2 separate regions of the Mus musculus genome follow, and region 2 is linked to region 1. The links are chromatin loops, found by intact Hi-C in ENCODE. Cell type or tissue: gastrocnemius. All regions are shown on one strand. Each heading gives the region's core, and the rest is flanking DNA. Links, peaks and the distances in the headings are about the cores only.

The links. Hi-C counts contacts between places; a loop is a spot of excess contacts. Peaks named below come from ENCODE experiments on the same cell type or tissue, not always from the same donor. Only the 100,000 strongest peaks of a DNase experiment are listed, where the experiment ranks them.
Region 2: it touches region 1 in a loop (18-fold over the local background); 1 of 42 quality-filtered maps calls a loop at or near these places.

The regions. Positions count from the first base shown.
Region 1 is chr11:31,216,055-31,218,865 of GRCm38, forward strand. No RefSeq gene overlaps it. Among named protein-coding and RNA genes, the nearest start is that of Gm40822, 48 kb to the left of the region's middle. In gastrocnemius, for the core only: no CTCF peak of the experiment used is centred there; no DNase peak of the experiment used is centred there.
Region 2 is chr11:33,216,229-33,219,039 of GRCm38, forward strand. Ranbp17 (RAN binding protein 17) reads right to left here. Exons shown (of 28, transcript NM_023146.3): 27 at 1,064-1,191. Among named protein-coding and RNA genes, the nearest start is that of Tlx3, 14 kb to the left of the region's middle. In gastrocnemius, for the core only: no CTCF peak of the experiment used is centred there; DNase peaks (open chromatin) are centred at 1,295 and 1,636.

The DNA.
Region 1 (2,811 bases), core at 139-2,638:
TATGGGCATCTCTTTCTTTAGGTTAGGGAAGTTTTCTTCTATAATTTCATAGAAGATATTTACTGGCTCTTTGAGTTGGGAATCTTCACTCTCTTCTCTACCTATTATTCTCAGGTTTGGTCTCTTCACTGTGTCCTGGATTGTTTTAGTTAAGAACTTTTTGCTTTTTGTATTTTCTTTGACTGTTGTGTCAATGTCTTCTGTGGTATCTTCTATACCTGTGATTCTCCCTTCTATCCCTTTTATTCTGTTGGTAATGCTTGCATTTGTGACTCCTGCTCACTTTCCTAGGTTTTCCATCTCAAGGGTTGTCTCACTGTGTTTTCATTAATGTTTCTATTTCCACTTTTTGATCCTTGGTGGTTTTATGTAATTCTTTCACCTCTTTTATTGTGTTTTCCTGTATTCCTTTAAGAGATTTATGTGTTTCCTCTTCAAGGACTTCTACTTGTTTACTCGTGCCTTATATATCCTTAAGGTAATTATTTATGTACTTTTTAAAGTCCTCTTTTGTATCCATGAAATGGGATTATAGGTCTGAATTTTGCTTTTCAGGTGTTCTGGGGTATCCAGAACTTGATGTAGTGGGAGTACTGGGTTCTGATTTTGCCAAGTAGCATTGGTTTCTGTTTCTTATGTTCTTGTGCCTTCTTCTCCTCATCTGATTATCTCTAGTGCTAACTGGCCTTGCTGTCTCTGACTTTAGCCTGTCCCTCCTGTGAGTCTGGGTGTGTCAGAACTCCTGGTAATCCATCTGTCTCTGTGATCCTGTGATTCTGGAATCCTGTGATCTTGAGTGTGGCCAAGATCCTGCAAGTCAAGCTGCCTCTTAGATCCTGAGATCCTGTTCTGTCTGAGCTCTTGGGAGTCAAGATTTTTCTGGATGTTATAGGAGTGGGTAGAGAGCAGAGCTCTGAATCTGTGATTCTGGGTGTGTCAGAGCTCCTGGAAGTCAAGCTTCATTTGGGTGTTGTAGGAATGGGTGGGGAACCAGATCCCTGGGTCCTTTCAGGTTGCAGGTGTAAACCAGAAGGAATATGTGCCTCTAGCTGAGTGGGGGTACCTTGGTTCCTGGGGGTCCCACATACTCTGGGTTTTGGGCAAAGGTTGGGGCCTCACCTGAGATCCTGGTGTGTCAGAGGTCTTAGGAGTCAAGCTTCCTCTAGGTGTTGTAGAAGTGGGTGGGGAGCCAGAGCCCTGGGTCCACTCTGGGCACAGGTTCAAACCAGAAGGAACCCAGTCATTCTTTCCAATCACCCCGGTTTGGGTTAGTTCTAGTCCCCTGAAACACTCATTCCTTGCACACATGTGTGTGGAAACTTGCGACTAATAGACCACCTTAGGAATCTGTTAACTGAGCACACTACTAGCTTCTGCCGATCCAAAAGCTAAAAATGTCATCAGAGAGCATCCTGGGCCTATAGAAAAGCTTCCTCTACTTCAATGTACCCACATCTCTGATGTCCCACCAAAGAATCTTAAAGTTGCATTGATTTACAGCTTTCTTTGTTCTGTAAAACTATAAAAAGCTTCATAAAATTGCTTTCATGATTGAACATGGAATTTGGAGTCATCTAAATGTATGTTTCCTGGGAATTGTCACTCAAAATGTCTTCAGAATAAACTATCTTTAAGTCCCTTTAAGATGAGAGCACTGCCAAAAAAAAAAATGGGAATGAGTGGGTAGAGAAGTGGAGGGGAGGGTATGGGGGACTTTTGGGATAACATTGGAAATGTAATTGAGGAAAATATGTAATAAAAATAAATAAATAATAAAAAAAATAAAATAAATAAAAAAAGGTGAGAGCACTGCATTTTGCATTGACAGGATGAATTAAGTGAGCTAACTGGATACCTAAATGGGAGCATTGAACACCAGTCCTGGTGTTTCCATATAAATTGTTCTTTCTTATTAGTTTGTCTCCTCTTGTTTGCTGTTTACTGTGGCATTTTCCTCTCCCCTCCTGTTAGTAAATGGGCAGCTTTCTCCAAGCATTTGTTGAGAAGGAATTGCTTAGCAATAGTCCCTCACAGGTCTTCACAAAGCTTAGACTGGCTAGAGAGCTTGGAAGTCTCCTACCTCCAGCCACAACAGGGCTCCTTTCTTCCAACTTTAGGCATGCTTTGTCAGCCTTTGTGTAGATAGTATAAGGGTCTGATGTGATTTAGTCACTTGAATGCTGCTCCATGTGTGAAGTGGACATGGCCAGTTCTGAGGCAGCCAATCAATTTGCTCCCAGCATTTACATCAGCATGGCATGATGGGTACCTCCCATTCTGAATGAATTTGTCTTGTTGCTTTTTTTTTTTTTCTTTTTCCTTTTGAAGGACAAAAAGGAAGCTTGGGAAACAAGAGCTTCCTACCTTTAATGACAATCAGTACATGATATTCCCATAATAATTTTAAGAAATTGAGGCTGTAGTATGCAATGCAGGAATTTAAGAGAGAACTATGGGGGCAGAATTAACTTAGTTTATTGAAACTTGGGTTTGAGAAACTAGTTTTAAAACACTTTTGCTACTTGATATTCCCTAGCCTTCACCCCAACTCATGCATATACATGAAGTACAGGATGGGGAAATATTTAATAGAGGTTTTGCTTTTCAACCATTTTGTGTGTTCTCTCTTCAGATGACCTATGCTATTCTGAACAGAATGCATGTTTTAAGAAGGTGATGAGCCAGTCTCCATCTACCTCACTTGAATCACACCTCATTGAAATGAATTATCCAGGAAGGTTTGTGTGGAAGTAATATTGTCCAATGGCATTTTGCCTGGGCTGAGGGCTATAGTGAAACTGGTTAGTGGAG
Region 2 (2,811 bases), core at 229-2,728, 2.0 Mb after region 1:
GGGTGGGGGGTACCGAGAAGGGACACCCACTCTCTTAGAGGAGAGGGGGATTCGGTATAGGGGGAGGGACAATGTAAGGGAGGAGGGAACCAGGGGCTGCAATTGGGATTTAAAATGAATAAATATATAAATACATTAATGGAAAAACAAAACAAACAAAAAATAAACATACCCCCCCCCCCCCGGCTTCTGACTCTGACGGAGTCGGATTCTGAAAGGATGAGTAGCCAAGTGAAGACATCTGCACCGCAGCTGACCTCGCCTCATTACCTGAGATGCACTGCCTCCTGGATGGCTGGCAATGTGTACTTTAAACCATACAGTGTTTGATGAAGGTGTGGGAGGGGGCAGTTCTCTCACTGAACAGTTTCTTCCCTATCACTGACTACTGTCTGTCCCATCCACAGTGCATAAGCTCCAGGAGGGCAGGGACTCAGAGCAATTTGTTCACCCCAGGTTACCAGTGCCGCAGTTCTAGAAACTGATATCTGTATGTATGAATGAATGAATGAACGAATCAATTAATTAACTCAGGCCTACTGTGGTTAGATCTTACTGGACAACAGTACCAAGCACTCTCAGGATAGGCAGAGGAAGAACCCAACACTGGCCCACTACCATCAGTGCCACCATCAGTCCCATGTTACCGCCGAGGACACTCAGCAGAGGAGTTGCCTGCTTTTCTGTCACAGCTTACACAGGCAGGAATACCATTTCATCAGGGCCTACTGCCCCAAGGCCTGCTGTTCAAAGGCCAGGCAGGCTTTTCTCATCACCAATGACAGCATGAGTCGCCCTTCACCGCTCTTTCTAGTTAGGTATTCCTCACTTCCTTCCTGTTGGATTATAAACTGCATAAAGATAAAGACTGTATTTTATTAATCTCTGCATCCCTGAGCAAATACTCGGTAAGATGTAGTGACTGGAGCTGACCTGGGTTTAAGACCACAAGGTATAATAGGAGAGCTGCATCCATCCATGAGCTGTGCTAACTATAGTCCAATTCTTTCCAACAGACCTGGAGTGCCCCCAGAGGTGGAGTACCCCACTGGGCAATGCTCACCTGTCTCTGTTCTTGACAGACAGGTTCTGTTCCACTCCTTCCATCAAGTTCCTGAAGCACTGGCCAAGGACTTCCTGCTTGGGGAGAGGCTGGCTGTTTATCAGACTGGCCCTCAGTTCACTGAAATACTGTTGGGAGACAGAGCAGTGTCAGGCTCAGGTTTTAACTCCAAACCTGGTGGGAGGGAAGTGGCAGGAAGCCAGGTCACTTGGGGTCTACTTGGGCTCATGGGTGTTTAGGGGTCTGCATCCAGGTCCATCCAGCCGCAGAGGTGTGCAGTGTACCCAGGGGCATGTGCCAGCCCCACACCCCTGCTCATTAGAATCCGGTGCTGTGACTGTTGTATGGTCATTGCTTAGCCTGATGGGGCCCTTGCCTCCACTGTGGGGCACGAACCCATGATCTTCTGGGGTCTCAACTCTACTTGTCACAGGAAGGCTGAGGAGAAGAACTTAACTGGAAATGCCCAGGGAGCACTCTGGTGACTGAAGGCAAGGCCAAGGGTCTCCCCTCCGGCCTCATCATCTTTCCTGGCTTCAGTGAATCACTTCTCAAAGAGCTCTGGGCTGTGTTCCAAGTCTGGCCTCCTGGGTTCCGTAGGTCTGCTCTGCTGAGGCAGGGCTCTAGAGGGGCCTGCTCGACTCTGGGAGCTCTTGCTGGCTCTAAGAACAGTATCTGTCATACCTGGGCACAAATAGCTGCTCGGCCCCCCTTTTTTTCTGCTAGGGTCCATGGTCTTTTATTCAGACATAAGCTCTGATGTGGAGCCGAGCTCCTAATCACTGGAAACAGCCGAATTTCAGCCAAAGACAACATTTTGCCAGTCATATATGTTTATCTCTTCAAGCCAAAGCTGCATGATATTTAATTCCCATCATGCATTAAAACAGTTCACATAAAAAAACGCACATAATTAATATGTAGTCAGACTAATACTTAAATACTATATATCAGAGGCATTATACTTAAACCACAATGTCTTCCTGAACAAGATTGGGAATGCACAAAACTACTTATTTCCCCTTTTATAATGATGCAGTGACTCTCACCAAATAGAAAATTATTAGTTTTTCATCCTAAGCCATGAAATATTGCCTCCATCAGTAAAGTATAATATTGTGATGTCATAAGCTTTTTCTAAACACCGAATTTGCCCTTATTCCCTCTCAATCATTTTAAAAGAACTGCTCTCCTTTATAGAGCTCGGATTTAAATCACAGTAACACCACGGGAAGATGAACGGCAGTGCTATTGAATGTGGCTAAAATTGGATCCTTCAGCACAGGTGAGTGATGAGACAGCGCTTCTCTTTTTGATAGATTTTCCTCTTCTATTAGTTTCCTTCCAAGGCTGGGATTTTAGTTTGAATTTTAATGTATGCGGCTGCCTCTAATCTCACTGTCTTCCCCCGGTACTATCTTATTGTATAGACAATTCATTCTCCTGAGCAGTACTGCACTGTTCCCACTGGCTGCTGAGGGTGATTTCCAAAGGAAGCCAGGGGCTTGGGAGGCAGTTGAGGGTGGGCAGAGCAGAGGAGGCTGGGATGCATACTCTCTAGATGAGGGGTACGGCTCTACCCACAGTCCCTCAAGGGCTGCCGCTGTCATCAGCTGTGGTTGTGGCTGGGGTCCCTAGATATAAAAAAAAGGCTGGAGGAGAAGGCCTAAGAGCCGTGGCTCAGAACTGCCTTAGAATGGCAAGGCAGGTGAGGATGCCTCTGGGATACTGCCGAGCAAGCCACACAC